Regions from separate parts of the Homo sapiens genome. Here region 2 is linked to region 1. A link is a loop called in an ENCODE intact Hi-C map of the cell type or tissue named here. Cell type or tissue: dorsolateral prefrontal cortex. All regions are shown on one strand. Each heading gives the region's core, and the rest is flanking DNA. Links, peaks and the distances in the headings are about the cores only. Region 1 has its middle 21 kb from the start of MIR298. Region 2 overlaps APCDD1L (APC down-regulated 1 like).

The links. Hi-C counts contacts between places; a loop is a spot of excess contacts. Peaks named below come from ENCODE experiments on the same cell type or tissue, not always from the same donor. Only the 100,000 strongest peaks of a DNase experiment are listed, where the experiment ranks them.
Region 2: a loop joins it to region 1, with 2.6 times the contacts of the local background. A loop is called at or near these places in 3 of 110 quality-filtered maps.

Annotation. Positions count from the first base shown.
Region 1 is chr20:58,831,426-58,847,605 of GRCh38, reverse strand. It overlaps GNAS-AS1 and a transcript of GNAS not described here. Among named protein-coding and RNA genes, the nearest start is that of MIR298, 21 kb to the right of the region's middle. In dorsolateral prefrontal cortex, for the core only: a CTCF peak has its summit at 7,983 (motif pointing right); a DNase peak (open chromatin) is centred at 7,972; H3K4me3 peaks cover 1,088 bases; H3K27me3 peaks cover 6,050 bases.
Region 2 is chr20:58,457,191-58,473,370 of GRCh38, reverse strand. It overlaps APCDD1L (APC down-regulated 1 like), which reads left to right. Exons shown (of 4, transcript NM_153360.3): 2 at 2,624-2,762; 3 at 5,713-6,265; 4 at 11,817-14,270. The coding sequence ends at 12,581. Among named protein-coding and RNA genes, the nearest start is that of APCDD1L-DT, 50 kb to the left of the region's middle. RefSeq lists a silencer at 12,362-12,550 and enhancers at 14,337-14,446, 14,577-14,716. In dorsolateral prefrontal cortex, for the core only: no CTCF peak of the experiment used is centred there; no DNase peak of the experiment used is centred there.

The DNA of each region.
Region 1 (16,180 bases), core at 4,303-12,302:
CAGTGGGTTTCTTTCAATTGAGGAAAAAGTAAAAGCAGAAAGAGAAGGTAGAAAAGAATTTAGGCAACTATGAAGCTTCTCAGCCTCCCAGTGACAAATGTTTTCTGAGTGCTGAGTGAGTAGTAATAGACTTTGAAGCTGTACAATTAATTACTTTTCAATCAAGACTTGCTGCTGCCATCCTTTTCCCTTCAGACTCTCCTCTGCCCGCCTTGGCCGGTGGAGGCAGCAGCATACTGCTATCTGCAGAGGGGTCTGCGTGGCCAGGCTGTTTGAAGCAAATGCCAGCTAAAGGAAAAAAGCCTCAAATGGATGAGGCAAGATACCAGGTTAGAGGCAGATGCAAGGCTGATATTAGAGGTAGTGGAAAAAGTCTTTATGAAAATACTTGATATGCTCAGATTAAAAAGCCCCCATCGTGAGTTCAGACCCCTTCACTCAGCTAATTAGCTGTAGCTCAGCAACCTTCTCAAAAGGTGCCCCAAATTCTGTTTCAGCCAAGGCATGCCACTGTCCTCTGACCACCTGTGCTTGAACAGTGGGTCCAGACATTTGTGGATTCCTTCTCCAGACTAGCTGATGATGCAGCAAAGAATTTCAGGGGAGGAGAGGCCATTCCAGAAAAGATGAACAGCACCATGGGAAAGCAACTAAGAGAGAGGCAAAAGTGGGGGTTGGAGGGGAAAGAGGGAATCTCGGAAGGTAAATTTGGCTTTAGTGGAAGCTCTGCTTAAAATTTCTGCAATTCATAGTGGGAATTCCAGCCACCCTGGGGGCTTCTGGGCATCATTGTTTAAGGGGAATGGTATATTTCACCTTCTAGAACAACCTCAATTACCCAGGGCAAATTTTCCTAATGAAATCTAATTAAGACAGCGACATAAGCCAGGACACTCAGAAACCAGCTCTCACATGGGGTTGAGGGGAGAAGAAACGTGGTCTTCTGCTGGCTGCCGGTCTTTGGCCTGTGCCCCTTGGACCCCTCAAGTTTGAGAGTGGGGACCTTGAAGACCAACCTTGCTGTGAACCAAAACCCAAAGCTTTAGCCTTGGAGCTAGACAGCTAGATTTCTAGGTGTTAAATCTTTCTCTTTGAGTGTAGCAATTGAAGTACTTGTATGAAAACTCCACACCTATGAAATTGGAATTTTTGGACCAGGTCTGTACGAAACTCTCAGGGGGACAGTGATGTTAATGGTGTCGAATCTGTGAGCCTCATTGGTAGCCCTCCAATGCCATATTTGGCTTTTAAAAATGCCCTTCCTAATGTTGAGCTGAAGTCTGTCCCTTGATGCACCTGGTTCTAACCCCCTTAGCCACCAGATACTTGAAGCTGCCCTCAACCTTTCTCTCTTCAAGACTCTCTTTATTCCTTCAAACGACTTTCTTTATAACCGCCAAATTTCCTGGCTTTGTGACCCCCTTCCCCATTTCTAAATCTTCTTTTCTGCTCCTTCCCAGGGGTTCTCTTATCTACCCACATCTTCCTTTTTTTCTGTGATCCCTCAAATTCTTCTTTTCCTTTTGTCTTCCTTAAATCTCTCCCCACTTTACTGTCACCACTTACCCTCTGTCCCTGCTGCCTGGGTTTATGTTGGCCTTTCTCATAGCCATGTGCCCTGCTAATTTGTAACATACTTACCCTAAAATAAACACAAAAAATAAACACACAGGCTATGCCCAGTGGGAGCTGGGAAGGCAGCCTCCCCATTTCTACCCGGGAATAGTTGCAGGCAGAGTCCTGCCTCTGCTGGCTGAGCACTGTCAACAGGTAATGGTGGCCCCGCATTGCAGGCTCTTGGCCTTGGGAGAACTAAGTCACTAGGCTGTTTATTCTGGCTTCTCTGCCCTGTGAATTAATGGCCACTAGTGCTTGGACCAGCATAGCTATTGGAGGCGTTTGAAAAAACTCATGAGATTTTTAAACAAGGGAAAGAAAACAAATACCAGTAAAAAATTTATGCCCCCCACCCCCCACATATGGCCTTTTGATATGTAAGAAAGAAATTATAAAACAAAAATGGGTGCTACATCACTTAATTTGACAGAACCAGATTTTTTTGTTTTTGAAATGCTTGCTTTGTTTATCCCATGCATGTATGATGGAGGCAAAACTGGTTTTGGGGGATGCGGTGCGCAAACAAGTCTTAGCTGTGACAAGGTCCTGCAGTGCATAAACAGACAGTGGGGTCTAGCTGTATGTCCATGGTATTAAAATGTCATGGGGAGGGGCAAGTAAGAAGCATATGTCTGAAGAAGCGAAGAGGGGAGTGATCATGAAAAAAACAAAGGTTGAGAAAACTGGTTTATCTCAAATAGCTGTAGCTTCTATACCATTTTTTTCAGGTCTAGCTTAACCAAAACACTTAAAACTGTTACCAAAAAACTTTCAACAGCACTTGTGGTCACTCAACCAATGTTCCCATCAGTCTGCCGTCCCCCACAGTGGTTAGCCTCTCCAAGCTGCAGTACTAGGTCAGTACTTGCAACCTTGCTGCCTGCTCCTGCTCTGAAAAGCTTGTTCTTAGACACCAAGGTCAGGGACAGAAGGTGGGGAACACACACACACACGTAAAACACACACTAAATACGACTCTCAGGATGGCTAAGTGTTTCCAGTTTAGGGAAAGGACACAGTGGAATTCTGCATTCTCTAAACTGCCTTTTGAGACCATTTTGCAACCAACTGTAAAGCAGATTTGACAAAATTTACATGAAGCCAACACAAAACAGATTTCTTCCTAGCTGGTGCTTTTTTTGTTTTTCGGGGTTTTTTGTTGTTGTTGTTGTTTTGTTTTGTTTTTTTTTTGAGATGGAGTCTCACACTGTAGGCCGGGCTGGAGTGCAATGGCGCGATACCTAGCTGGTGCTTTTTATTTGAGCAACTTTCGATGTTTTTTGGGAGTTCCATTAGGGTTAAATCACTAGTGTAGAGTCAAATTGGACAACCCCAGGCTTCTTAAGCTAATCAATCTAGACATTTGGAGCTGAAAGGGATAAATAGGATCATCTCATTCAGCGATCTCATTTTAGAAGAAACTGAGGCAGAGGGGTGTTGGGTCTGACCTAAGGCCACTTGACCATGGCTAGAAGCAACCTGGGCTGCTAGCCCTGGGCCTTTCGTCTTAGATCCCACTGCTCCAGTTTGGGACATCAAGTTATAGGAAATAGAGTCATTAGTGTCAAAACCCCACAACAGAACAAGAAATTCCATCTCTCATTCTTGAACATGGGGATTAAAGATGTCATTTGAGCATCTCATCCCTCTGCTGGGTGATTTTTTAGAGAAGAGCAGCAGTTGAGCCAGCACATGACATCACTGGCCTGGAAGCTTAATTTTATTTTAGTGATTTGGTTTTTGTGATAGGTCACCTTCCAGGTAAGCAGTTAGGAGACATGCTTTACTCACACCATGGTTTCTGCTCAGTTTCCTCTCAAAAGCTTCCCTCTTCTTGAAGAGCAGTATAATAATAACTGATAATTGAGGTAAATCCATGTAGATTATTAAAAAACCAAAAAACCTCATTCTTACCAACACTGAAGTTTCAGCTTTCTTCCTCCTTAACCTTCCACACAGCTGCAGAAAATGAAGGCTGAAGAGTTAAAGGCTGTAAGCAACTCCAGGGTGAGAAAGGCTTGCAGTGCATTAAAGAAACATCTCAAAACAATCCCAAACTGTAACATTTCTAATTCTTGAATTCTGATGAACATAAAAGAGTTTTGTTTGCAAAACTTTAAACCTACATCAGGTTGACCCCACACAATATTGGAACATTGCAACATAAATTCCCAGCTCAGATAAGTTCAGTTACAAGAGCACCTTTGGGTCGCCCTCCCCTCCCCCACAAAAGCAAATTTCCATTAAGCAAATGATTAATGTACTAAAGGAAACAACTTCAATATTGGGGGCATATCATCATGTTTAGCTAGCTTTATTCTCCTGCTCCTCCTCCTCCCTCACCCTCCATTTGAAATATTAAAAGTGGCTGGTAATTCACCTATGTGGTTCACCATAAGATCTGCTTTTTCTTGGGAGCCTATCCTCACCCCGCAGACCTCACCTATGTAAAAGGGGCAAGTGGGCCTATTCAGATGCTAACCCCAGTTGAGCAGGGTGGGGCAAAGGGCCAGCTGGGAGACTAGTGAGTTGGGAATGCTTGGGGAAGTTGCTAAAAATGGCTCTGGAAAAGGAAGGAGCTGAGTACCAGTCTCTCAGGCAGAGAGAAGGTTTGCGAAGTCTATATAGCAAAATCCTGTCTTCTCAGGGAGGGCCATAGGTGCTTTCCTCGGGGGTTGGTATAGCTCTCAGTTGCTTCATATGGTCTGCACTGGCTTTTCCACCCTTGAATCAGGGTGTAAAGAGGGAAGCTGGGGGAGGGGAATTGAGCGGGGGAGGAGAATTGAGCGGGGGAGGGGAATTGAGCGGGGGAGAGTGTGTGCCGGTAGGTAACAGGTTTTTACAATTGGGCTGTAATGCAGATGGCGAGGCAGTTTGTGGAAGACTGTCTGAAAGACAGTGTGTGTTCCTAGATTGCCCCTCCTCGCTACATGTGAACATGGTACATTGCTTACAGTTCAGGAAACATCCCTATGTTGGGCTTCTGTTTAAAAAACAGCAAGATGGGTGTGAGGTGTGGGCTCGACACGGAGGGCTTTTAAAAAACTTGTTTATTCATCCTGCAACAAGGCAACATGCTCATTTCTCTAATGAATAATTCTCTGTGGGAAAACGGGTCTCCCGGAATACCCAGTCTGAAGATAGCTCCCACACTTGAAAGGCACACCAAAGAAATTCAACACAATCCCTAGTTTTTCTTGCTTGTCCCTAGAGACATTTTGCTTGGTGAACTCAGGCTGAGACATTACCAGAGGAAAAACTGAACACTTAATGTCACAGAAAGCCAACACACCATCATTGTTTACATTAAGCAGGAATTTCGACTTAGGGGCAAGCCAAAAGCGGGGCACGCCTAGCCCTTCCGCAGCCTCCAAACTTCTGAGACTAACATTGCTGTCGCAGAAAACCACTTGCAAATAAACTAGTTTCTCCGTATTTACTAGGGAAGACCACAAAAGCATCCAACCACAGTCTGCGCTGCAGCCCGGCAGAACTAAGTCTTGGGCGCCGCGACGCCTTTCCTACGGAATAGGTCCTGGAAGGAAGACCATTTAAGGTATTTTCCTTCTATCATCATCCTTTTCTTAGGAGTTAAGAACCTGACCGTCATTCATCTCAAGCCCTCAAAACGCTTTACTATTCCTCCAAATCGTTGTCATCCGTATAATTAAGCCGGCGCAAAATGAGACACGCACACCAGGAAAAAAAAAATCAATTTCCAAGTCGGATGAGATTTTTTAAAGACATTTCACTTATCAGTCTTTCCCCCCAGGACTGGCGAGGAGAGCACGCCTTCCCTTCCGAAGGTGCGTTACCAGATTGCTGCCGTTTTTGTGCTGGGTCATCAGAGCAGATTCCCCTCCAGGTTACAGATTAAACTTAACTCTACCCGTGCTGAAAATGGCCGGAGCACGCCGCCTCGCCTCCCCTCCCCAAGGCTGCCGGAGCCGCCGGCCCCTGCCTCCTTTTCGACGACTGATCGTCCAAGGACTGGCGCCGGATCCAACACCTTTCCCCAGCTCTGCGCGTACCGCGCTCTTTGGAAACGAATTGTAAGTTATCCTGATGTTAGACGCGACCCCCGTCTCCAGCCTGTCCCTTGTTCCGCTTTACCTTTCCACTTGCGACGATCTCGAGGGCCTCCAGAGGTCCTGCGCAAACAGCCCAGGACGTCTCCTGCTAAGCCGCATGCAGCCTGGCCACCCGACCAGCTGCGCCAAAAGCTTGGCAATACCCCGACGTGACCATGCCTGTGCGTTCAACCCTGGTAGCCCGTAGGGGCATCCCCAAGGGTCCCCTTACCTCCTCTACCTTTCCCCCAGGTACTTTCCCCTAACCGCCCGCCGCCGGGAGAGGTCAGCTCCGGCGCGCGCGGGCAGGTGCGCACGCTCTTTGAGGCGGTCTCTGTCCCGCGAGCGACGGGAGGCGGGCTGTGGCGGCCAAGGCTGGCGCACGGCAGCTGGAGGCACTGGCGCGGAGGTCCCGCGGCTTAATTGTCAGCTCTGGGACCTGGGCTCCGGCTCTGAGCTGCTTAGGCGCCGCGCGCGCGTGACTTCCCTCCCGGGTGGTCAGTCTCTAGAGTTCTCGCCCATTCCCATTCAGATTACTTTCCGCACATTTCAACGGTGTCTCTACAGCGCGGCTGCTCTCACATCGTGAAAGTTGGCGCGCGCACCTCCGAACCACATTTTGGACACCTGAGAAGGCCAACTTATTTGAGACTAGTCTTTCTAGGAGGAAGAAAAGCGCGCAAAACAAGTGACTTACCAATGCCGTTTGGGTGTGCAGCTCCAAATCTGGGGTGCGTTCGGGATTCAGTCGCGTAGCCGGGGCACCAGCTCGGAGACCTCAGGTTGTCTCCAGCGGGACGCACGGCGTGCGCCCCGCCGTCCAACAAGCCTTTGGCCACCAGGGCGCCCCTGGCATCCTGGGAAGTTTGGGGGAGCCCTCGCCGCCTCACCCTGACCCCCGATCCCAGGCTGACCAGCTGAGCCTCCTCTCTTCCCACTCGCCCCTGACCTGCCTTTCCTTCTCACCTCCTTTCCACCTGCGCTGCTCCCACACCGCCCTCAGGCTCCCCAGTTTAGCGGTGGGCAACTAACCTGAATCCATGAAAACAAGGAGAATCTGGACGGCGTCCTCCATTAGTGACGCCGGATGGGGATGGGTCCCTTTTTGGAAGGGGACTCCGGGGACGCGTCACGGCGGGTGGGCTTCTTTGGCTTGCAGCGACGCCGCTGCTTCTCCTCCTTGGGCTCCTTCGACTCTTCGGGGTCCCTTGGATCTTTGTCCTCGGGCTTGAGCTCCTCCCCTTCCCTGGGGCTCTGGGGCTCCTGAGTGCTGGGCGGCGCGCGACTTGGGGAGGCGTCGGGGCTTCGCAACTTGAGAGCGTGCAGACGCTGGGTGAGGGACTGGCCGAAGGTGGAGTGCTTGGGCACCACCGGGCCGCGATCGTCTTCAGGCTCGGTCTCGGGCTCAGTGGTGGGGGCGGTCTCAGGCTCGGTCTCGAAGTCGGTCTCGGACTCGATTTCGGACTCGGTCTCGCTCTCGGTCTCGTAGTCGAACTCTTCCTCGTACTCTAGGCACTCGGGGAGGGACAGCTCAAGGTCTGCCTCCTCGTGCTCGTGGTCAGATTCCGATTCGGGGGACTCAGGGAATACCTGGGCGCCGGAGCGGTGGTGGGCGTTAAGGAAGCTCCGGCGCTGTTGGGCAGCCGCGCGCTGCTGGGCACGGGCGTTGGAGGTGGCAAGGGCGCGGAGGAGCGCGATGGAGCAGGAGAGCCAGAGGAGCGCGGTGGCTGCCCGGCGGCCTATGGGCGGGCACAGGTCGTTGTAATTATGGCGAGCTCGGCGCCACTGCTGAGCCCGGGACCTCCGATCCATCCTCTTAGGCACACACCGAGAAGCCGGCCTGCCCTCTGGCTCTGCAGAGAGTGGCTCCGAAGCACATTGGCTGCTGGAGCCGGGAAAGGTACACCCTATGAGGTGAGAAGCTGGCCCGGAGGTCCCAGCCTCACCTCCTTGTGAGGAGAAAAAGGGAAGCACCTACCTTCCTGACCACTTAAGAACTTTCTAAAGCTCCGCGCCTTGCTTGCCTCTCTGAGCAAGAAGAAGGGATGGGAAAAAAGGGGAAAGTTCTGTCTCCTCCCGGGCTCCTCTCGCTGAGTCTTAGATTCCGCAGCCTAAGACTCGAGAGAGGTGCCTCCGCCGGTCCTCTTGCCTGGGAGAGGACAGAGGAGACTGAGGCGAGGAGGGACGGGCAGTGAGGTTCTGCGAAGTTGCGCGCCCGGACTTCTGCCGGGCATGTGCAGTAAGGAGGTGGGGGCCACCTCCCCGCGAGCTGCGTGGTGGCGCCGAGCCTGTGGCGCAGACCCTAGTGGGCCGGCAGGTGGCAGGAGGGAACCTTGTTTGAAAGGATTTGGGCGAAGCGATGGGCGGGGGGCCTGGCGGGTGGCAAGGAGCAAGCGGCAAGCTAGCCCCAGGTCCAGTACTTGGGCAGGTGGGCGCAGGCTCCCGTGGGGTCGTGCCCCTCCCCAGTTTCCCCAGTTATTGGGGAAATAAACACAGCCTGGGAGCAGCTAAAAACCCAGAACCCCAAATAGCAAATATTCAGGGGAATGAGGGTCTGTCTATACACGAGTATTAAGCCTCTAGCATTTTCCAATGGCTTAATAGTTTGAGGATGGTAACTTCGGGCAGCCATTAATCATGAAACTACCTTTAGCAGATCTGTTATAGTGACTGTAATTAGAAAAGTTTCCAAACAATACGTGCTCAAACAGTCTGAATTGGCTAATTACCTCATCTTCTTCAACAAGGGCCCCCACGGTTGAGGTAGTAGTTTGCAAGTCTGCAAGCCCATCTGAGGACTGCCCTGAGCTCGATTGAGCTGAGAAGGTGGTGCTGGAAGTGGACTGGAGCTGAGAGCATGGGTAAAGGGAAGTCTTTCCTGCGCTCTCAGTTCACACAACCACTTCTCTCCTGCGGGGCAGTTCAGGGTGACACGGAATCCTCACTGGAGGCCCCTTACAGCCATTTCCTAGGTAGGTTTTTTTTTTTTTTTTTTTTTTTTTGAGACAGAATCTTGCTCTGTCACCCAAGCTGGAGTGCACTGATGTGATCTTGGGTCACTGCAACCTCTGCCTCCTGGCTTCAAGAGATTCTCCTACCTAAGCCTCCTGAGTAGCTGGGATTACAGGCGTGCACCACTACGCTCGGCTAATTTTTGTAGTTTTAGTAGAGAGGGGTTTCGCCATATTGGCCAGGCTGGTTTCAAACTCCTGACCTCAAGTGATCCGCCCGCCTCGGCCTCCCAAAGTGCTGGGATTACAGGCGTGAGCCACCGCGCCCGGCTCCTAGATAGGTTTTTAACAAAGGTAACTCAGCAATACTCATTGGGTGCCTTGCATGTGCCAAGCTGTGTTTTAGGTGCTGAAGGTAGAGTAGTGAACAACAACAACAAAAGTATTGTATTAAGGAAAGGATATTTTGGATTAATTTGCTGTGAATCAGGAGATTGAATCAGTCAGAATCCCTCTGTACCCACCAACATTGTTTAATCTAGCTTGAATTCCACATGAGAAAATGATTGGATCAGGGCTAGGGGGCGGTCAGACACCACTAGATCGTGTTGTTGTACTCTGCAAGGCTGAAGATTTGGAGTAAATAGTGCCGCTCTTTCTTGGCCCTAGAAAATCAAATGATGGCCTACAGGAGGAGATCCCTACAGTGGGAGCTAACCTGGCTGCTGCTTTTGAGGTGTGCGTGTCTTCAGTCTGGCCCTCCATGATGATTATGGGGTGCCTTTTTGGCCATAGTGACAAGTCCAAAGGCGAAACAACTCAGAGCAAAGCCATCATCCTAAAATCCCTGGGAGTATCAAGAAGGTTGTTTCACTTAGGACACATGTCATGGGTTGTGGTCCTTTTCTCCTTCTTGAGTCAGTATGGGGAATCTTAAAAAAAGAGGCTCTACCACTGGGTGGCCCACCAGGCCCTCCTGGTACTGGTACTTCTGCCTGGTGTCTGAAGAGTCAGTCAGGTACCCACAGCCATTCTCACCATGATGGAACTTAACCTCACACCTTCAACACCACACCCGTATTAAAACCACTAAGTGCAGAGTTCATACCCCAGTGAGAGACCAGCAACTGCTTTGGATGTGTTGAGGTTTTCCTTTCTGCATCTTGGCTGTGTCTAGCTTGTATCTTGCACTCTGTGTTAGTTTGTAGCATTAAAATAGTGATTGGGCTGGGCATGGTGGCTCTCACCTATGATCCCAGCACTTTGGGAGGCCGAGGCGGGTGGGTCACTTGAGGCCAGGAGTTCAAGACCAGCCTGACCAACATGGTGAAATCCTGTCTCTACTAAAAATACAAAAATTAGCCAGGCGTGTTGACGCACGCTTGTAGTTCCAGCTACTCGGGTGGCTGAGCCACAAGAATTGCTTGAACCTGGGAGGTTAGTCTGATAAAGTAGGATTGACTTGTCAAACCCCACAAAAGGACAAATGTCTATGTTCCAGTTGTGCCCTGCTCTACCACTTTTCCTGTGGAACAGCAAGGGTTTTATTATCACAGGTGCCTGCGTGGCTGTAGTCACTGTGTGGATATTATCATGGGACACTGGGCAGGGGCATTTAGAGCTGTATATTTCAAATCCTCATCTCCGCTTCTGAGTCCCAACTAATGGGGCACGTTTCCAGAGAGTCTGCCTACACTGACCCACCCACTTTATTTCTTCTAATTAGCACAGCTCCATCGACAGCATATGGAACAGAAATATATTATTCAAGCTGATTTCAGGGCACGTTGGGGGAAAAATCAGGAATATATGGGTGCTAGTAAATGCCCTTTGAATGGAAACTAATGTCAGCTGTCAGCAACGAGGTAGATTATGATTCTTTAGTGTACATAAGAAAGTACTTCATTCTTCAGATGGAGTGCTTTTATGCCTATAAAGGAGATGGCAGCCCAGAGCTGATTCACTAATATAGATACACCGAGATTGCCTGCATTATTAAAAAATGTGCATTACATAATACATATATTTGGACTAGATTCTGCATTAGCAATGCGCTTTCTTTGCAAGATGCATTTTAATCAGCAAACACACATTTAACAAAAGACTGCATTTTTGAGCCCCAGTCCTGTGTAGTTATAAATACATCTCAGTGTACATTCACCACAGGCTCTGGGAGGAAGGAGTGGGGGACTGCACTGAGATGCCATTCCATCTCACACTTAGTGCCGAGGTCGAGCAAATGGAGCCGTACAGCAGATGCTCTTTAAAATGCATTACGTGCGTGACTTTAAAAAGTGCTCGCTGCAGAGTGAATTTCAAAAAGGAGCAAGTGGGTGATGAACCACCTCTGTTGTTACCGGGCTGAGGAACAAGGGGCTCTCTCTGTCTGCTGGTAAATAAAGTATGGGCATATATCACTTGCGGGTCTCTGCTGGAGGGAGGCTCCTAAACCAGTTGGACAGGAAAGCGCAGTTCCCAGCTCACTACAGTATCATACAGTAAGCTTCTGATTCGGATAAATTGTGAAGAATATTGTCTCTAGCTCCTTAAAGGATTTTCATGTGGAAGAGGCCTTAAGATTTATTATATATGGCTCTAGAGGGCAAAATTAGAACCTATCGGTGGTAGTTGTAGCAGAAAGCCTTCAGCGCAACCCAAAGAAGAATCTGACATGGAGTGGGCTGTCAGAAAGTTGGCGCTTTGTCAGAAGCAATGTGAAGTCAAAGGACAGGTAACCACACACTGGAGATGTTTTTCGTGGTGTGCGTGAGCAAGTGGGGTTGGAACTCGGTGCCCACCGCAGTCTTATCAGGTTAGCCTCTGATTCCATTGAAGGCCTCTGTAGGCTGTGGGAGAAGGGTTTGGGGGCTCTACTGATGGACACGATCCTCCCCCCCGCCCCCACTTTTTACTATTTTGGAAGCATTGAAAGTGCAAGTGGCTCAGTGACAGGAAGGAGTGTTGGGGTGGCAGTTTTAAGACAGGGCAAACAGATGTGTGCAATGGACCCAGCGGCCTGTGGAGCTTTCCTCACCAAGGCAGGGCGTGGAGGCTCTTTGCTCCACAACTCATCACTTGTTGAAGCAAAGAAATGAGTCAAGTCCATCTGTTAATTACATTGGTTCTCTTTGCCTCCTCTCCTGGAGCTGTCTCGGAAATTACAAATGAAATTGGCTATTTAGCAATCATAAATTGAGCCACTTCTATGATCAAGACACTATTCCGGGCACTGTGGGGAGATCGAAGTAATTGAGGATGAGCAATTCCTGCCATCCAACATCACACACATTGATGTGAAGTGCCCCCAAATATTAAAACCAGATTGCTGACAGGTGTAGAGTAATACATTCCAGCCCAGATAGACAGGGAGGGAAGTTGAGTAACTGGTTAGAATCAGAGGTACAGTTCATCTTGTGATTTTCAGAAAGAGATGAGTCTTTACCTAGTCTGACTCTGAGATTTTCTTTTGATTTTTAAAAGCCCATGAGAATTGCTTTCAATCCACTTGTTTCTAACCATGTGTCTACCGTGTGCAAAGCCATGTGCCAGTGGCCCTGGGGGAGACAGATGAATCATGGGTTCTCAGAAGGCTTGCAGGCTATTGTCAGAGGTCCCACAGACCTCAATGCATTTTCTAAGATGAAACTCAAGATAATGGATTGGTTCTGCCCTGCCTGGTGAGCGGGTATAATCACTCTTGAAGATATTTTTTGGATAATCATTGGAAAGGACTATTTTTGGAGATGAAGAGCTTTTCCAACTTTCCTTTGGACAGAAATGAATTCAGGGAGTTTGCAGCACTCGCTACCCCTCACTGTGGCAATCAGCCAGTAAGGCTCAACCCCACCGAGAATTTGGTATTGGCCCCTCCCGCCTGTTCCCCAGAGAGGACCAGGTACAATGCAGAAGCATTTGGCTCAGCTCTCTAGGGTGCTATTTTGCTGCTATTCAGACTGCGCTGATATCAATTGGCTCTCACCAGTAGAAATGGTGAAAACCTCGAGCTCCTGATTTTGAGATTTGGGGGAATGCCATCTAGAGCTAAAAGCAAACAATAGAGGGAAATAATCACCTTTTTGACATGGCTGGTTTCTGTCCAGGCCATTTTTGGGATTACAATACTGTATTTGTGCCATTCGTTTTTAAAGGGCGTAGGATCAGAAAGGAGCCTTCGTTCTGTGCGTAGAGATTGCTCGGAGCTGTCTTCCCAGGAGCTCCCTTACTTTCTCTTCACTTCGTGCTCTGTTGAGCTTCTCCTACTGATAAGTGCCTATCTCCCTCTCTCTCCCTCTGCCACAGGAGGAGCAATTTCTAGACTCTGGATCCAACGGGAAGCATCTAGAAGCCCCCTTGCTCAGGCAAAGCATCAGTACCCAAGAGGGGTACAGGCCCTCTTGGACGTGGTGTCTCATTTCTCTCCCGTGGCCCTGGAGCTTGGCATTCTGTATTCTCCGGTTCAGACCCTGGACTCTGACACCCTGCCTTGCTTCATCTTGAGTTCCGGCTGTCTGCCCAGCCGGACCTACACTGAGCTTGTCTGGTTCTTTCCTGCAGCCAGTTGAGACATCATTGTCCCAGGACACCCCCAGTCTACGGGGTTCTGGCCCCAGATGTCCACCTCTGCCCTGCCCACCAGCAGCCATGCCAGCCAGTGAGCTGTGGGTGAAAACACTGCTGATTGCAAAGGACCACTCAACCGTCAGGAAAGCTCTCGGCTCATAGCTTTGTCTTTTGTCCAGCTGTCCTGGACATCCTATCTTTCCTCTAGCCCCTAGCCCTGACAGAGAGCCTCAAAGTTGTTTTCATCTTATCTGCTGAGGATCTGACTCACCCCATCAGACTTCTGGGAGGGAGAGAGCGAGCGCGCCTCGAGCCCGGAGGGGAGAAACCCTTAGTGTTGTCACGGTTTAGGCACACGCTCATAGAAATCCTTGCAGCTCGAGCTCTTCAAAATATGATTAGACCAATTTTACATGTCTAGTCACTGAGGCTCCAGTAGATTGGGACTATTTCTATATGTGCAAAGTGAAGTGGATAATTGAGGCAATTATCTTCAGGCAAATGAATCTGGGCACTGTAATCAGTCCATCCTGATAACTGGGGAGAAATCGGCGTCATTCACTGTAGCATTGCTTTGCGTTAAAGAGAATTCTAAGGTATTTGTTTGTTATTTTCGCTTGGCTTCATTTTTCTAAAAGACAGTCCAGTGAAGATGAGGTCCTGCCTCGTGCTGGTGTTAGGATGTGTGGACCCCTTAGGTCTCAGTCAGGTGTGTGTGGGGTTGATCTGGACGAGTTGATAATCAGATCAGTGCCCTAGCCGGGTGCATCCTTGGCTTCCTTGTGGTGGATACTTGGTTTCCACATCAGGGTTTTCTTTCCACTTCTTCTTTCCTTGTGTATGAGAACCCTGAGGTGTTGGATGGGTTGGTCTACAAGGTCACCTCCACTGCTAGGATGATAGGATTCCTAATAGGGCCCATGAGTGACATACATTGTGCATGATAAAATATCATGGAGCCAGGAGAATGAAAGAAGGGCCTCTCAACGTCAGAAATGAGAATGCACTGGAGGCTGGTGATTACTTCTGGACCCCCGCTTCCCCATCCATTGTTTCGGCTAAAAGTCATCATAAATTGGGAGTCCTTCCCTTTACTGGTCTAGAAGTTCCCTCAGGAAGCAGCCGTCACTTCTCTCCCTGCTCTTCACTGAGGAGGGAGGGAAGAGGAGCAAGAGAAGACTTTCCGGTTTTCCAAATGGCAGATTTGGTTTCAGGCATGTGAGGAGCCACATATAAAAAGAAAAGGCATTGAGGCATGTGAGATTTGACTTAAGTGGAGGAGATCCTCGCCTTTAAGCAATAATCTGTGTATTTAGGGAGCCAATGGCCCAGCAAGAAGTCCAGCAGTGCCTCCTGAGTGCCTGGGCACCTGGTGGAGATGGTGCAGGGTCCCTGGCAAAAGAGCCTCTGGGACAGGAGTTGTAGCCGCCAGCCTGTGTCACACACTCACACTCACAATTAGAGGACAACGGGAATTTAATTAACTTCCAAAGTGTGATTTTTGACCATAAGCATTCTAGGAATGAGGTGCTGTGTGGGGATTGAGATGAACCTTGGAAAATACTTAAGGAGAGGCTTGTTTTATGCTGTCAGGAAATCTTCATCTTGTCACTTCGTAAATTTTTGACCTTGCTCAGTTAGTTAGAAAAACAAAAACAAAAGCTTCCTGTCCACAACTGAGATAAGAGAGTTTTGCAAGACATCTCTCTGTCCTCGGAGTGTTGTGGCCTTCTGTGGGTTCTGTAGTTTTAATTGCTAGTGGTTTCATTCCTGCTCAGTTAGTGAAATTGCGACATTTTCCCAGTATCTTAGCGTGACTGCCCTACAGCCTTAATAATGATGATTTTAGACTGTAGTTTAAGATCTGCTGGGGCAAATGCCTTCTCACTGCACAGTATCTCAGCATTCTCTGATGTTTTGTCCATTTATTTTTCTATATGAATTTAAGAACCATTTTTATCAAGTTTTATAAATGACCTTGGTGATATTTTGACTGGAATGGCGTTCAATTTATAAATTAAGTTGGGAAATATTATCATCTTTTCTGCATTTAGTCTTAAGCCAGAAGTATGGCCTCTCAATCTGTTCAGGTCACTATTTCTCTCATTAAGGATTTGTGTTTTCTTCATGTAATTTTAATATATCCTATGTGAGTTTGATATGTGAATATATATCATATATTTCCCAAGTATTAGATGCTTTTGTTGCATTGTGAGTGGGCACTCTTTTTTTAATTATATTTTCAGGCCTCTTATTATGTATTTATAGAAATGGTATTGATTTTTGTACGTTTTTCTCATCTTCTGCCACTTTCAGAATTGGTTGGTTTTTGAGGCAACCAGCAGCCTACTCAGGCAAACACTCAGAGAAGGTTTCTGGAGGATTTGGTAGAAGAGACTACCTCATCAGGGAAAGAGTTGAACTAAGTCAGCGGTTCCCAAATGCCAGTCCACAGTGAAATGAGAAAACGAAAGATGTTGTAGTGGGGCTTTCATCAAGCCAAATTTATTCAGGGGAGGGACTTTTGATTTTGATTCTTGATTTTGAGGCTATATAAGCTTCCTGCCTTTTAGAATTTTGATATCATTTCTTTCTAGAAGGATTGTAGATGATAATTAGGGGTTTTGTTTTGCTTTAAGATTTTAGAGTCTTTGAAAATAAATAAATCAGAAATCCTTATAATAAATGAATGAATGAATGAATGAATAAAACTGCTTGAATTCTACCCTCCCCAAAAGATTTTAGATCTTTTTTTGTTTTTGTTTTTTTTTGTTTTTGAGACAGAGTCTCGCTCTATCGCCCAGACTGGAATGCAGTGGCTCAATCTCGGCTCACTGCAAGCTCCACCTCCCCGGTTCATGCCATTCTCCCGGCTAATTTTGTTTTTGTATTTTTAGTAGAGACGAGGTTTCACCATGTTAGCCAGGATGGTCTCCATCTCCTGATCTCGTGATCTGCCCGCCTCGGCCTCCCAAAGTTCTG
Region 2 (16,180 bases), core at 4,868-12,867, 370 kb after region 1:
ATTAAATCCCAGTTCCTCACAGAAAAACAAGATAAACTAAAATGCACTCGGCAGAAACACAGGATCTGAGGATTCATGACAAAAGGGCCATCTAGTCTCAGTGACTTCAGGGAGGGTGCAGGGGGAAAAAAAAAGCCTTGTTTTCTTTTGAACAGAAAAACATTTCCTCAAGAGCCCAAGTTTTGTGGAAACAATGACAAGATAATTTGCAGGGCCCCTTCACTATTTTACTCTGAAACGCAAGCTTGATTTTCCTACCAGGCAAATATTGCTGACCCCTTTTGATCCTTTTCCTCGCTCTGTTTTCATCCATTCCCCCAAATCAACACTTTTGGACAGGTTTCGTTGACACTGAAGATGTTCAAATTAACCTGCAGAATTGAATCCAGGAAACCCAGTGTCTTCTGAAGAAGCAGATTGCAGAAGCCCCACATGCACGTGGTGTTGACGCTGACGTGCACCCGTCAGCTCAGGACTCCTGGCGAGTTGCATGGGGATCTGGCCCAACTTTGGTGCCTACGTACCCACTACAATATCCTGCCACAAATTCCTGCAAAGTAGACGTGCCAAGTTGAGACAAAACAACCACGGCCTCTCTCTTTCAAGATCCCACTGGCATTTCTTTCACTTGGCAGAGTGGCCCCAAGTGCTGATGAGTCGGTGTGGGGACACCTTGGCCCTGGCTGGGTGGCTATTTGTTTTCATTTCTCCTATTTGGCTAATTAAAGCCAATAAATCAGTTGCAGGATGAACCAAGATTACAACAGGGACCTAGGGCTACACCAGCATTTGTACTCATACCTTCGTTTATTCAGTCGGCCAATGTTTGTTGACTGCCCTGCGTTTTACCCCGTCTCCAAGTCAGCCCCTTTTGTGTTCTCTGGGGATGTGAGACAAGCACCGGTGACGCCGTCACACCCCGAAGTCCAACAACCTGGGCTCACATCCTGGCTTTGCCACATCCGGGTGGCATGTGCCCCGTGGAAGCTGAGCCCATCTCTGAGCTGAGCCTGTTTCTCTGCCCATGAGAGGAAGATGATGCTAACACCGACTCCAGGGTTATTGCAAAGATCAGATGGGAATAATGTATAAAAGAGCAAGGGGTCCACACCCAGTTAACAGGTGCCGTCATCCCCCTTGTCATAATCAGCGTCACTCCTGCCTTCTCAGCTGATCACTGGGGACCCCAAAAGTCTCCAGAGGCAACCCCCAACCTCAAGGGAACTGAGGAATCCACTCTGCCTCATTTTCCTCAAATACCCCTGGGGCACAGAGAGTTTGGGGTCAGGCAGCTCCGCGGGGGCAGTGGGGGGCCCTCAGCTCTCCTGAACCCTTGCTGGGAAGGTCTGCCTGCAAGGTCAGGAAAGGGACAGAACACGCCATCTGCTCACTTCTCAACTCAGCCCCCAACCCCTCCCAAGGCCTCCTGAAGTTACTGCCAGGCCCCCACATCCCCTGGACTGGAGCCCTAAGACTCAGCCCCTCCTGACCCACTCCAGCCCCAGGCTGGGTGGGAAGAGCCATGCTTGGAAGCTTCGCTGCAGGAGCTGGGCCTCCAGGGCCAGGCCAGCGCCCCTGAGCACAGCCCGTGGCTGGAGTATTTGGACGCAGCTCACTGCCGAGCTTCCCACAGCATCCCGTCATCTGGGCCATCTCAAGCCCATCAGCCCTGATTGGAGATGACAGTTTCTGGGAGAGCTGCTGCTCTTTAGCAGCTGAAGGTTTTGGCACTCTCGCCTCTCAGCAGCCCGAGAAAAGATCGTGAACAGTCCCACTCCCGGGCTTCACTTCTCCAGGCCCAGCCAAGCTCATCTAGGGGTCACTCTAGAGGACCTGGAGCTTGTGCTGCAGCGCCTGCTTCCCGTGTCCATCTTCCAGTCACCTTCTGCCCTGAGCCCAATTCCTCCCCCTGGTGTCTGGGCTTAGGGACGGAGCCCTGAAGAAGGGCAGGGCCTGCATTGTTTGGCCTCACACCTCGGCCCGGGCCTCTGCAGCGGCCATGCGCTCTTTCCCTTGCCACACGCTCGCTGAGCACCGAGTAGATAGCAGGTGCCCAGCACCAGGTGAGACCTGAAGCGAGTGGCCTCGAGGGGCCTGCTGTGTGCCGGGAGAGGCCAAGCAGCCCCCAGGGCTCCTTGGTGGAGGGGAGTGGTCTGCTCTAGGGATAGGCTAGGGCCCCACTGTCCCCAGCACCTTGGGTCCTGAGTCCAGAGTGCCCTTTGTCCAGGAGCGTGGGTCCTTCAGCCACCAGCAGGCAGGACTCAGCCACGGCTGATGAGCCCGTGGAAGGTCTGGGCTTCTAAGAGTCTGCTCCACGTGTACAATTCTCAGAGGCCTCCCAGCCCCAGAATCTGGGACAGGCTCCATCTAGGAGGCTTGGATTCTAGGGTGATCACATCTGGGAACCCAGGAGGAGATGCGTCGGGGAGGCTGATTCTAGGATCCTCAATATGGGGAACCCATCACTGTCTCCAGAACTGGGGCACCCTGGGGACGGGGCTGCGATGGAGGTTGCGGGACAGCCCTGCCTGGCTCTCTGTGGCCACAGTGGGGTTGGGAGGGCAGATGGGGTGGGTGTTCCCGGGGCATGCTGGGGTCTTACCCAGGTCTGTCTGCTTTGCAGCCCACACTGCACCGGCGGCTGGGGAGGCCGGGGGCAGCTGCCTGCGCTGGGAACCCCACTGCCAGCAGCCCTTGCCAGATAGAGTGCCCAGCACTGCGATCCTGCCTCCACGCCTTAATGGACCTTGGATCTCCACAGGGTAAGACTTCAGGTCATCCTGACCATGGACCCCTGGACTGGGAGACTTCTGCCTCTGGGACTCGGCATCCAATCTTTGAAATGGGCATAATTCACATAGTTATCCAAGAGGCCTTCTACCTGCCAAGCTGCTGGAGATGCTTGCCTCCCCTCCCAGAGTGCAATGGGAGGCAGGGACTCTGTTGGGCATCACGTCCATGGTCAAAATCCATTCAACACCTTGAACACCTATTATACAAACCTATTACGAGCTAAGTGCCAGGGGTCAGCAGTGGGACATGCGCTCAACATGCGAACACACAAATGAATAATATAAACTTGAGATTGCACTAAGTTCTTCAATGAAGGAAATAAAACCAAAGATGTGATAGCAAGTGACCTGGAGGGTTCTTTAGAGAGTGATCAGGGGAGGCTTCTTGGAGGTGGTGACATCAGCTGAGAGCTAAAAGGAGAGGAATCAGCCATCTAGAGAGCCAGGGAAGAGCCAGGCAGAGGGGGCAGCTGCTGAAGGGCCCTGGGGCGGGAAGTGGCAGGCCAGGGAGAGCCTGGGTGCACCCATCTAATTCTGTCTAACCTGACAGGCTCACTCGACATTTCAGAGGCTCAGTCGCTGCTTTGCGGCCAATGGACTTTGCATTCTCTCCTCATCTGTGGTGCACAAACCCTACAGCAGCCAGCTGAGTCCCACTCCTGGGGCAGGGATCGGGGAAAAGGGAGGCTGTGGCCCCCTTCACACCTGGCATATTCCTCCTTCCCCCGACATCCCCTCCAGGCCAGTCCCATTCTGGGGTCAAGGACTGGCCTCTCCGTGTCCTTCCTGTACCTCCTGAGGTCAGGCAGAAACTCCCGACTGCCAAACATCTGCTAGCGCTTTCGTTGGAGGAAGGGGACATGAGTCCTTCGAGGCCACTTCGAATGCATTTGCAGGCTCAGCCAGGCTGCACACAGCCCCCACGCCCACGGCACAGTCCAGGGGAGATCCAGGCATCCACTCACCAGGGTCACCCAGACAGAACTGGGGTACAGGAAGGGGGGACGCTGGTTGTAGGCTGCTTCTGCCCCAAGACAGTAACATTCTGGAGCAGTTCTTTTAAGAAATTTCTTCTAGAACTTTCTTCCTTGAAAGTTCCCTGCCATGCTCTCCAGACTGACCTTGCTGCTTCTTGGGAGAAGAGTGGGAAAGGCCCCAGAGCCTGGGAACCATCAAGAGGTCCAGTGTGACCTGCTGTGTCCTCCTGGCAAATCTCCCCTCTCCAGGCCTGAGACCCTCAGGGGTGTGGCTCACCCCTCCCTATTTTTAAGTACCTATACTAGTATTTACTTATCATTTTCTGTAAACCAACTTGCTTTTATTTACTAAAATATATTCATTTATTTTTACAGCTTTATTGAGATATAATTGGCATACATTGACAGTGTAATGTGATTATTTTTAAAGAAAACGTAATATTATCCTGGATATGGGGAGCAGAGCCACTTGTCATAAATTAAAGGTAACTGTAAAATTAAATTCCATGAAAACAAAACAACATAAATCCTCTGTAGATCTGTTGCCAACCCGAAGTTCTAAGTTGCTCTCTCTGGGAGAACAGGGAGGTTGGCATTAAAGACACATTAGCTCTGACCAGAGAATTTCCCCTCAACATTATCAAAAAGATGGAAGAAAAGAAAAGGGAATTATTTCCTTGCTGGGTGATAACATGTTTCCTCTGCTCCAACAGCCCTGGTACAAAAAAATATCAAGAAAATGGGCTGGGATCACGCCTGTAATCCCAGCACTTTGGGAGGCCGAGATGGGCAGATTGATTGAGGTCAGGAGTTCAAAATCAGCCTGGCCAACATGACGAAACTCCATCTCTACTAAAAATACAAAAATTGGCCGGGCATGGTGGCACATGCCTGTAATTGCAGCTACTCGGGAGACTGAGGCAGGAGAATTGCTTGAACCCAGGAGGCAGAAGTTGCGGTGAGCCGAGATTGCACCAGTGCATTCCAGCCTGGGTGACAAAGTGAGATTCTGTCTCAAAAAAATAAGAAAGAAAATAGCAGTACAAGAGGGTACCTGGTTAGAGTAAAATCGTGAGGAGGGTGCCTGCTATTTTTCCCCCGACTTCATCCACCGTCCACCCTACCTGCGCCCTCAGTAGGAAGTCCCAGAGGCCTCCTCTGCCCCATCCCCAGGTTGACCGTGAGTCTAGGAGTCATTTCTCTTTCTTCTCCGTCCAACCCCTTCCCCTGGATCTGTTTGTATCACCAGCAAATGGAGTCTGGGGCCAAGTCCAGCCCACTTCCCATTTTTGTAAACAAAGTTTTATTGGCACACAACCATGCCCATCCATGCACGTATCATCTATAGCTGCATTAGCTCTACAATGGCAACTTTGAGTAGTTGCAGCAGAAACCACCCAGCCCACCAAAACAAAAATATTTATTACTCAGCCCTTTACAGAAAAAGTTTGCCGACTCCTGGTTTATATCTTCAAGCCCTGTCACAGGCAAGGATGAGACCTGGTCAGGGCAGTGAGCCTAGAGAAGGGGGAGACAAGACGGGCCTCCATTCACTCAGCAAGGACGCGGGAGGGAGTGGGGCGGGCTCTGGGCCAGGTGCCCAGAGTCCAGCGGGGGAGGAAGCAGGCAGGGCATCCCGGAGCTCCCAGGCCAGCGGGTCCCCAGGTGGTTGCAAAAGGCCCTCCAGCAGGGCAATTCAGATTGAAGGAAAGGAGAATGAACTAGAAGGCTTGTGTCGAGGCCACGAGGCATCCAGTGCAAAGCCCCAGCCCCAAGGGTGCCTGACTGCGAGCAGTGAGGGGAACTGAGGCTGGAGGGGCCCAGGCCTGAGCTGAGGACTAAGAGGAGGGCTGGGGGGGAGAAAGGAGCCCAGCCCAGAGGGGAGAGGGGCTCGCGGCGCGGTGTTCCCTCTGCACCCAGCCCATCTCCTTCCACCCCTGCAGCTGCGAGGTGCGCCCAGGACCGGAGTTCCTGACCCGCGCCTACACCTTCTACCCCAGCCGGCTCTTTCGAGCCCACCAGTTCTACTACGAGGACCCCTTCTGCGGGGAACCTGCCCACTCGCTGCTCGTCAAGGGCAAAGTCCGCCTGCGCCGGGCCTCCTGGGTCACCCGGGGAGCCACCGAGGCCGACTACCACCTGCACAAGGTGGGCATCGTCTTCCACAGCCGCCGGGCCCTGGTCGACGTCACCGGGCGCCTCAACCAGACCCGCGCCGGCCGGGACTGCGCGCGGCGGCTGCCTCCGGCCCGGGCCTGGCTGCCTGGGGCGCTGTACGAGCTGCGGAGCGCCCGGGCTCAGGGGGACTGCCTGGAGGCGCTGGGCCTCACCATGCACGAGCTCAGCCTGGTCCGCGTGCAGCGCCGCCTGCAGCCGCAGCCCCGGGCGTCGCCCCGGCTGGTGGAGGAGCTGTACCTGGGGGACATCCACACCGACCCGGCGGAGAGGCGGCACTACCGGCCCACGGGCTACCAGCGCCCGCTGCAGAGCGCACTGGTGAGTGTGTGTGTTGGGGTGTGGGAGAGGGGGGTGGTGGTCTCGGGGAGGCGAGCTCGGAACCCAGCCCCGCAGCTTTGCAAGACCTGGGCCTGCCCAGGGCTCTGGCTGCCCGGCTGTCATCACTGCCCCTCCCCACTCTGGTCCGCGTGCCTCAGGACATTTGCGCACCCTGTTCACGCAGCTGGAGACATCTTTTTTCAGCCTTTACAAGGCTGGCGGGCCTCTGGTCGGCCTTCCCACGCTAGTCCTCCCCGGCCCCTGTCCTCGTGGGCACTGCAGGATCTCATTTCTGCCCCTGCTGGGCACAGAGGCTTGGTGGGTGTCCCCCTCCCTTAGTTCTCGGCTGAAATATCCGCTCCAGTCCCCATTCTACCGTTCCCCGTTTCCCGCAGGTGACCCTTGCCAGCTCTCAGCCCGCTCTGAAGCTCTGTTGGTGACTTGTTTATTGCCTCTCCCTCTGGCGCTAGGTCCTTCACAAGGGTGGGGCCACAGCGGGCACCTAGCACGGGTCAGGCCGACGATCAGGACCAATAAACGTGGATGGATGAATTAGGGAGAGGGCAGCTTTCCTCCAGGGCGCCGCTGGGGCCGCGCACACCAGCCCAGATGCCACCCCCTCGAAATCTCAGTGCGAGCCTCACACTGACCTAGCCGCACAGCCACTGGGGCGCCACCCTCGCCCACTCCCAAACCAGACGGCGAAGCCACGTGGCCTGGGCTTCTTGTGAGAGGGCCGAAAGGGATCCTTCAGGTCTGGGTGGAGCCCGGGGTTCTGCATTTCCAGCAAGCTGTCCGGGGTGTGGGGAGGCTGCAGGCTAAAGGAAACCACCCTCTCTTTAGCATGTTCCGCCTTGACTCCAACACGAATTTCATTGAAGCTGATTAACCTAGATTTTAGAAGAAGCCATTGCACGCATACCGTCCTAATTTGGGGAGGATCTAGCAGTCCCCCAGCACACTTTTTTTTTTTTTTTTTTGCCAGATGAGCAAACAGGCAGAAAGAAACGTAACTTTACTGTATAATGGCTCCTGGCACATAGCTCAGAGCCTGGCTCCTACAAGGGTGTGGACCTAGGACCTTCCCAGTGTCAGAGACCCCTCTGGTGGCTGGTGAAGCCTAAGGAACCCCCCTCAGAAAATCTGTTTTTAAAAAAAGCATAAGAGAAAATACGTGGGATTTAAATGAAAACCAGTTCTATTAAAACAGTTACCCAAGTTTTAAAACGCTAATTTGTGATATAGAGAAACGATAAATGTGAAATCTTTATTTGCCCTCATTTCAAAGCAGGGACGACTGCAAACCATGTTTCCAGTACCTGCAATGCTGTTAGTGTCATACAAGGTCAGAGGTTCTGCTGACGCTACTGGGGCTCGTTGCCTCCATTTACAATGAGAAGAAATGTTAACTTTTATTAGTGAAAGGTTAGTGAAAATGAAGTTGAGGTTAGCATTCGAGGTGAAAAACTTCTGTACAAGGCACCCAATGCGTATTTCTTGAGTGCACAAACGAGCAGATGGAGGGAGGGTGGATGAATGGGTGTGGATGGATGGATGTGTTCAGCATCCCCATGAAGTCCTCTTGGAGCTCTTAGGCCACCTTCACATCATTCAGCATGTATTTGTTGCCTACCGTGTACTGGACACTCAAGGAACTAAACCAATGAGGCAACTTCTAACCCCTGGTAGTACCCACTTGTTATTGCCCCAATGCGGGAGCACTGTGGATGAGACAGACCAGAAGCCTGCCTTCCTCCCCTTCCCCCACCCCCTCCTCCAAACTGAGGATCTGGATAGCAGAGGAGGAGCACGACACGAAGTTCTCATAATCAGAAAATCAGCCTCAGAGTTCTTTTTATGACCTCAAAATTATTCCCTTTTTGGCAACCAGTGTTCTAGGCTGGTCTGGCGTTAATCCTACTTAGTTCAGAGAAGGCGCTAGCGGTGAGTTGATTACCGGCCACCACCACCTCATTAGGAGGGGAAACTGCTCTGAATGCAGAGAGGACAGATCCCCGGGGGCTGTGGGGGCTGGCAATTTCATGCATCCCCAGGCAGGACTCTGGGGCCATGGCTGTCCCTGCCCTCCCTGCTGCCCGGCCAACCTGGGTGACCAATCCAGCCTGAAATGTGATGGAGAAGCAAAACACATAGAAATGTATGCAGTGATGAACGGTGCCAGATGTACAGACATTACATTAAAGGTCTGCTCACCAATGGCCCGTCTCCTTGGGAGAAAAAAAAAAAAAGAAAGAAAGAAAAGACAGATAATTTCAAAGAAGGAATTGCTGCAGAGAAATCCCCAAGAAATGAATCAGTTGTTGCCTTAAGCTCTCTGGGGCCCACGCCTTGCCCACGACCCAAACCAGATGGTAAACATGAACATTTTTAGAAGTTAATTTAAAACCAATTTGATCCCCAAATTCATTGCCTGGATATAGAATGCTAATCAATCAGCCAACACTGGACCAAAATTATCTGAGCCTGGTGTCACCTCTGGGGGTTAATTAGAAACTGTTTTGTGCTGTTTGAGAAATAACTTTATGTAACAGGCTTAAACGAGTAAGAGTTTGGTTTCTGTACAAGTGTGAATTCTGCTGGCTGGGGGCTTTGTTTATTAACGCATGAGACTTCAGACCTCTGCAGAAAGATGCCCGAAAGATTTCCCATGGAGCCGGGAACCTTGTTTCACCAGCTTCAAAAGCACCACAGAAGGAAATGCTTTTTCTCATCCCTCTTTCACCTTAAAACTTTGCTGCTTCTCAATTTGTTTCTGCTCTGCAGAAAACTGCTCACCCCAGATTACCAACTAGCAGCCCTAAATGTCCTATCTGCAGAGAATATCTTTTGGTTGTCTTTTGTGGTGGGTAAGGACAGCTCTGGGATTATGTTGCTGTAACGCATTATGTCTTCTCAATATATATTAGTGTGACAGCTCAGAATGTAGGTTAAAATGCCAAAATTAGAGTCGACTCTTATCAGCCGGCATCCCAATCACCAACACTCCGGCTAACTATCAAGCTTGCTTGCTCCCATCACAAACATTTTTGCAGCCATTTGCTAGCATTTCAGAGAACCGTCAAGCTCTCTGGGCCCAAATCCCCATAACCAAAGCCAATATGGTCTCCGATATTATATAAATCAAGGAAACTTAAGGTTCATTATAGAAATAAAAAATAACAGCTTATAAAATGTGACGCCCCCCCCCCCCAAAAAAAAACTGTTCTCAATCATCCAGTATTTTCTTTCTAAACCAGAACTTCTAAGTGCCACTCGTCTGGCATGAAACTCACTCAGCAGTGCTGTGTGGAAGTCTTTTGGGATTTTTGCAAGAAAAAATATATTGGAACAAATTTCCCAGCTGGACCCTCAAAATGCCCCCTTCCTGTGGCTGTCCTGCCTGGACTGCAACTCTAAGTTTCCTTCTGGAATGGCCACAGCAGGAGATGTTTGCTTGTTCTCACATCAGCTTTGACAAGTTCCAAGGCCATTTACCTTCCAGAACGGCGCTCTGGCCTACAATCTGGGCGGCAGCTTCTTTTTTAGAAATAAAATAGGAGAAGGAGAAGAAGGAGAAAGAAGAAAGAAGAAATCTGTATCTCATTCCTTTTTAGCGTCTGCTGAGCTTTTTCACTCCAAAATGCAGACTACTCCCACACAATTTGCTTTAGCATCTGTTTCCTGTTAACGTGTTTTACGGTAAACCCAGCTCACGAGAGTTTGTAAGGCAGAGACAACTGTAAATAAGGGCAAAGACAGAGGAAAACCAACTCATAGCCTGGGACAAGGGAGGGTGTGGTGGCACCTGAAGACCCGAGTGTGGCCGGTTTTCCCTATAACAAATAACACGACAATGAACATCTTTGAGTCCCAGCTCTTTACGAGATTTCAACTATCTCCTTCGCGCAGACTTAAGCAATGGGCTTCCAAAGACATAATTTTTTTTTTTTTTTTTTTTTTTTGTGAGATGGAGTCTTGCTCTGTCACCCAGGCTGGAGTGCAGTGGCACAATCTCGGCTCACTGCAGCCTCTGCCTCCCTGATTCAAGCAATTGTCCTACATCAGTCTCCTGAGTAGCTAGTATCACAGGCATATACCACCACACCTGGCTAATTTTTGTATTTTTTGTAGAGATGGCATTTCACCATGTCGGCCAGGATGGTCTTGATCTCCTGACCTCATGATCTATCCACCTGGGCCTCTCAAAGTGCTGGGATTACAGGCATGAGGCACTGCACCTGGCCAATTTTTTTTTTTTTTTTGAGATGGTGTCTCGCTCTGTCCCCCAGGCCAGAGTACAATGGTGTGATCTCAGCTCACTGCAACTTCCACCTCCCAGGTTCAAGCAATTCTCCTACCTCAGCCTCCTGAGTAGCTGGGAATACAGGCATGTGCCACCACACCAGGCTAATTTTTGTATTTCTAGTAGAGATGAGTTTTCACCGTGTTGGCCAGGCTGGTCTTGAATTCCTGACCTCAAGTGATCTGCCCACCTCAGCCTCCCAAAGAGCTGGGATTACAGGTGTGAGCCACTGTGCCCGGCTCAGACATATTTTGATGGCTTTTGATCCTTGTTGCCATATCCACTTTCCATGGGGTAGGTAGAGCAAATGATGCGCACCTTCCACTGTGAGATTTCTAAAGACAAAAATCCTCTATTCTCCACCTGTAGGGAAGATGTAACCTGCTATGAGCACATGAGAGGGGGAGCTCAGACAGCCGGGTGTAAGCCAGGCTGCATTTCAGCTGGTCTCTGCCACTTCCAGGCTGGACAACCTGGGCAGCCCAGCCGGCCCTCTGGGTCTCAGCTCCCTCAGCTATAACATGTACCAGTTGCCCAGGAAGTGCTTAGCATAGTTCTTGGCACTTCTGAAACACCTAGAAGAGTGAGCTAGAAAAAGATCAACTTTCACGGTCAAATTCCAGGACCAAGCAGACTGGGCATGAGCAAGGACAAGTTCTCTCAGGTCCCAAGACGAAGGCCACCTATGCTTCCATTCATTTCTCATTTATTCATGCAACAAATATGTGCTTGCTGTGAGCCAAGCCCTGTGCGGTGGGGATGGGGTAGCCGCAGAGACAGTCCCGGCTTTCTAGGGCTTTTTAGTACTGTAAGGCACGATGCATTCCAGTTTGATGAGGGGTGAGGGGTAGAGAGAGGAGAGTCTCAGGGGGTGGAATGAGGAAGATAAAAGAGGGTGGTGTGACAGCCCTGAGGCCCACCTTACATGGGGCATTCGGGAAAGCTCTCTCTGGTGCCCAGCTGAGACCTAAGAGGTAAGAAGGAGCTGGCGGGGAATTCCAGGTGGAAGAGACAGCAGGAGACCCAAGGCCCGGGGGATACAGGGGCTGACCTCCATCAAGGAGGCCATCCTGGCTGAAGCAAGGAGGTCGTCCTGACTGAAGGCAGGGAGTGAGGAGAGAGAGGAGGGAGGGACAGGCCGCACCTCACCCTGCCTTGACACCCCTACAGAGCTGGGGTTCCTTTCCAGGCTGCACCCCAACTTCTCTATGTGGGACAACCACCGTTTTTCTGTTTGTCTTTTGCCAGCACCACGTGCAGCCGTGCCCAGCCTGTGGCCTCATTGCCCGCTCCGATGTGCACCACCCGCCCGTGCTGCCGCCCCCTCTGGCCCTGCCCCTGCACCTGGGCGGCTGGTGGGTCAGCTCGGGGTGCGAGGTGCGCCCAGCAGTCCTGTTCCTCACCCGGCTCTTCACTTTCCACGGGCACAGCCGCTCCTGGGAAGGGTATTACCACCACTTCTCAGACCCAGCCTGCCGGCAGCCCACCTTCACCGTGTATGCCGCCGGCCGCTACACCAGGGGCACGCCATCCACCAGGGTCCGCGGCGGCACCGAGCTGGTGTTTGAGGTCACACGGGCCCATGTGACCCCCATGGACCAGGTCACCACGGCCATGCTCAACTTCTCTGAGCCAAGCAGCTGTGGGGGTGCGGGGGCCTGGTCCATGGGCACTGAGCGGGATGTCACAGCCACCAACGGCTGCCTACCGCTGGGCATCCGGCTCCCGCATGTGGAGTACGAGCTTTTCAAGATGGAACAAGACCCCCTCGGGCAAAGCCTGCTCTTCATCGGACAAAGGCCCACCGATGGCTCAAGTCCCGATACCCCAGAGAAACGTCCCACCTCCTACCAAGCACCCCTGGTGCTCTGTCATGGGGAGGCCCCCGACTTCTCCAGGCCACCGCAGCACAGGCCATCGCTGCAGAAGCACCCCAGCACAGGGGGTCTTCACATAGCCCCCTTCCCACTTCTGCCCCTAGTTCTAGGGCTGGCCTTCCTCCACTGGCTATGACATTGGACTTGACATCAGGATGGCGGCTCTGGACACCCATTCAACCCTTCAGACTCCCTCCTGGCAGCTGTAGGGAAGGAACCATTCTCCTCTGCTCTGTCATGGATGGATGCACAGCCCCACTGCTTCCAAACTCTGCCTGTGTCCCATGTGGCTCAGGACATGAGCTTAACCCCTGCAAAGCCTATACCACATCCCACAGCCCGGGTCCCCAGTCAAGCACTTGGATGCGGCAGTGATGTTCATCGCTACGTGAGTTTCTAAAGATCACTCCCAATTTTTCTACTTTCCTCATCCTTGGCAGCTCGCCAACAGGTGCAGTCAGGGGGCCACACGGAACACCCCCATCCCATGTTCCCCCCAGTTCTTCCCATCCTGACCCTTGGGATTCCAAGATGGGAGCAAGAGGAGATCCTGAGGCTCTGCCTAGGGACGAGGCCTACAGTTCTGCCATGTCTGTAGGTTGTTGTTTAAAGATTATTAATTCGAATTTAGCAATACGATCTCTAAGTGGTGCCATGAATTAAAGATGCCACTTCGGGCTTTCAGTGCTTCTCAGCTTTTGGGCAAAGGGCTTGTGTCTTCAGGGGCAGCTCAGCTTTCCTGAGTCCTGACTGCTGGCATTCGTCTGCATTTGCCTGTGCTTCTGCGAGTCGGACCTCAAGCTGCCAACACTGCATGTGGATAAATCCAGTTTTCCCGGGCCAGCATGCAAAATGAAGAGGACTCCATCTAAGCTGAGAAGCATGGCCTCCCCAGAGCAGCCTGCGGCCTCCAAGCCTTCCTGGCCCAGGCAAATGCCAGTGTGCACCAGGCTGGCTGCTGGGGGCAGGTCTTTGGAGGGGAGCAGCATTTCCAGCCTTCTGAACATAGTTAATAGTAATGACAGCCGTAACACTAACGCGCTCTGCAATTCGCCCTGCCCAGCCATCCTCGGTTGCCAAGATTGCCTGTGCCTGCCTGACAAAGGAAGAGAATCTCCGAATGTGTATCTTTGGGCCCACCCTAGGGAGAGGTCGGGGTCACCAGGCTACATGGCGACATCTAGGCAGCTCCGCCTTGCCCAGCCTCCTTGCCATAATCCTAATATATTGGTGTCCTCTGCTCAGAGGGGACTGTCATCATGGTGGGAACAGGCTGTGCCTCCCCAGGGACTCTGCCCATGTTCCCAGGGCCTCATCTGTACACTGTGAAATTAACTGGCATCCTGGTGGGCCCAAGGGTTTTCAGGACTGGGGGCCAATGACTCACCCCCTCCTTCCTCCTCCTGATCCCTATCTCTAGCTCTTATCACAGATTTTGAACAATTGTCTGTGAGGTTAATGATGGTTTCAGAGGGAAGCCCTTTTCCTCCCTGAGACTGTGTGGGGTTCAGTCAGCCTGCTGAAATTGCTTCCACTTATTACCCATCCTTCCTCTTAAAAAAAAAAAAAGCCCACCAAGTTAGTATTCTCTGTAGCTCTCAGACAGCTACAAGTGTTCCTGGCATATTTACCAAAGTACAAGAAATCATTACATTATTTACGGTCTCAGACTACATCAGGGTTGGGGGAGCTCCTGGTGGGGATGGCAGTGGGTGTCGATGATATGTCCACGGCTGAGCAGGTCTTGTATCCGAAGCTTGAAGTAACCATGCCACCATTTATCATCAAATTTGAACCTTTTAATAAAATTAAACAGCCTGAAAAATGTTCTTGCTGGTTATTAAAGTCAACCAAGGGAATTACAGTTCTAAAGAAAGGAAGTGGAGTGTCTTCCAGAGAATGTGTGAAAGAGAATAAAACCAGTGGAGGTAAACCCCAGCTCTCTCAGTTCTGCTTTCATGCCACTGCCTGTCCTGCTGAAAACCCCCCAGGGGCTTCCACTGCACTCAGAATAAAAGCCCGACTTCTGGCTCGCTGTTGCCTGCAAGGCTCAGCCACGCCTCCACATGCCCCGGCCACACTGGCCTTCTCTCTGTTTCTTGATCACAGGAGCTCTTGCTGCCTTGGGGCCTTTGCACAAGCCCTGATTTCCGCCTAGCCTCTCTTCCCCCAGACCTTCAGAAGTTGAGCACTTTCTTTTCAATCAAGTCTCAGACCAGATGTTGTCTCCTGAAGATGTCACCATTCGCATCCCAAAGAGCAGCCCCATTTCCCTGGTCCTTCTGTCAGTCCACTGCATCACAGTTGTATGTTCTTTGTCATGAAAACTGATCACTGGCGGAAATGACCTTATTTGCCTAGAATGTAAGCTCCAACGAAAAAGACTCGGCTCTGACTCGCTTCCTGCGATCTTTCCGGAAGGGTCCAGTGTGCCTGGTGCATGGTAGAAAGAACTTCAATAAATATGTGACTCAGTAAATGTTGGTTATCCCTGTTAAGCCTCACACTGAGACCCGTGAACGGATCACCTCCATCTACCAGATTCAGCGACCCTCGAGAGGCCCAGCTGAGTCAGTGAGAGGTGTGTGAGTCTCTGCGTCTTGCGCGCGAGGACACTAAGGCACAGAGAGAAGGGGCTGGGCTCCAGAGCCTGAGATCCGGGCCTCTGTATCACAGCCCACGGGCTTGGGGTGTCCTCCTCACTCTTGGAGGGAATAGGATTCCTTGATTTTATTTGGGGAAGGCAATTTAGTGTTGCTTCGTGGGATGCCATCCCTAATGAGAAGGAGTGTGTTGAGCAGGACAGCAGCTTCCTGGATCCCCTCAGTTGGACTTAGTTGCTCTCTGCTCGCTGGGGCTTGTTAGTTTGGGGGCAGGTGATGCTGCTCGGAGCTACGAAGGCTGAAGAAAGGGCAACCATCCCTTTTCTCCCAGGCAGAAGGTCAGGGCTTCCAAGACTCTGGGCTGATAAAGGAAGGGGTCATTTCAGAGGCTGAGGGGCTGAGACTGTCTGGTACAGGGCCAGAGGCCCATGGGCACCAAGCCTTCCTTCCAGCCCTTTGCTCCCGCCCCTTAAGTCTCTGCCCTTCACATAAAACGTGAGAGCGCTCTCATCTACAGACGGGGAGGAAAGCCTAGAGTCCTATTTCCAGATAAAATTAATGTTCTCCATTGCATGTTCAGTCACGTTGAAAGGTGGGGGGTGGGTGGGAAGCCCATGCAGTTGATAATTTCATTGTGCAACTCCCAGGAGAGCAAATGAGCTTTTTTTCTTTAATAAAAAGTTGAAATTGTATACAGCTCTCAGAGGTCCATTAACTAACAGATGCTGGTTATCAAAAGAAGCTCTTTGCCTTTCACTAAGCGCATGCTTTTAATCTCCCAGCGGTGCTACCGGGCTGAACAGCAGTGTGTGGCTTGGTGACGCAGGCCCACCAGCACGTGGCCCTGGTCTGTGCATCCTCTCCTGGGGGCACAGGTGACTCAGACACGAGGGACTGGAGCTTTCTGACGCAGAATGTAGCACTGCATCAGGGCCTGGTCAGGGCTGATTCATACCCATTAGCATCGCAGACCGGAGACAAGCAGGGAAGAGCTGTTCCCACTTCAAGAGGGGACTTGAACAGTAGCGTGCAGCCTCCAGTCCGCTCCTGATGGTTCTGAGACTGAAAGCCTGCTCCTTCTCACACACACAACCCCGCTTAAATGGATGTCAGCATGAGCACAAATGACCTG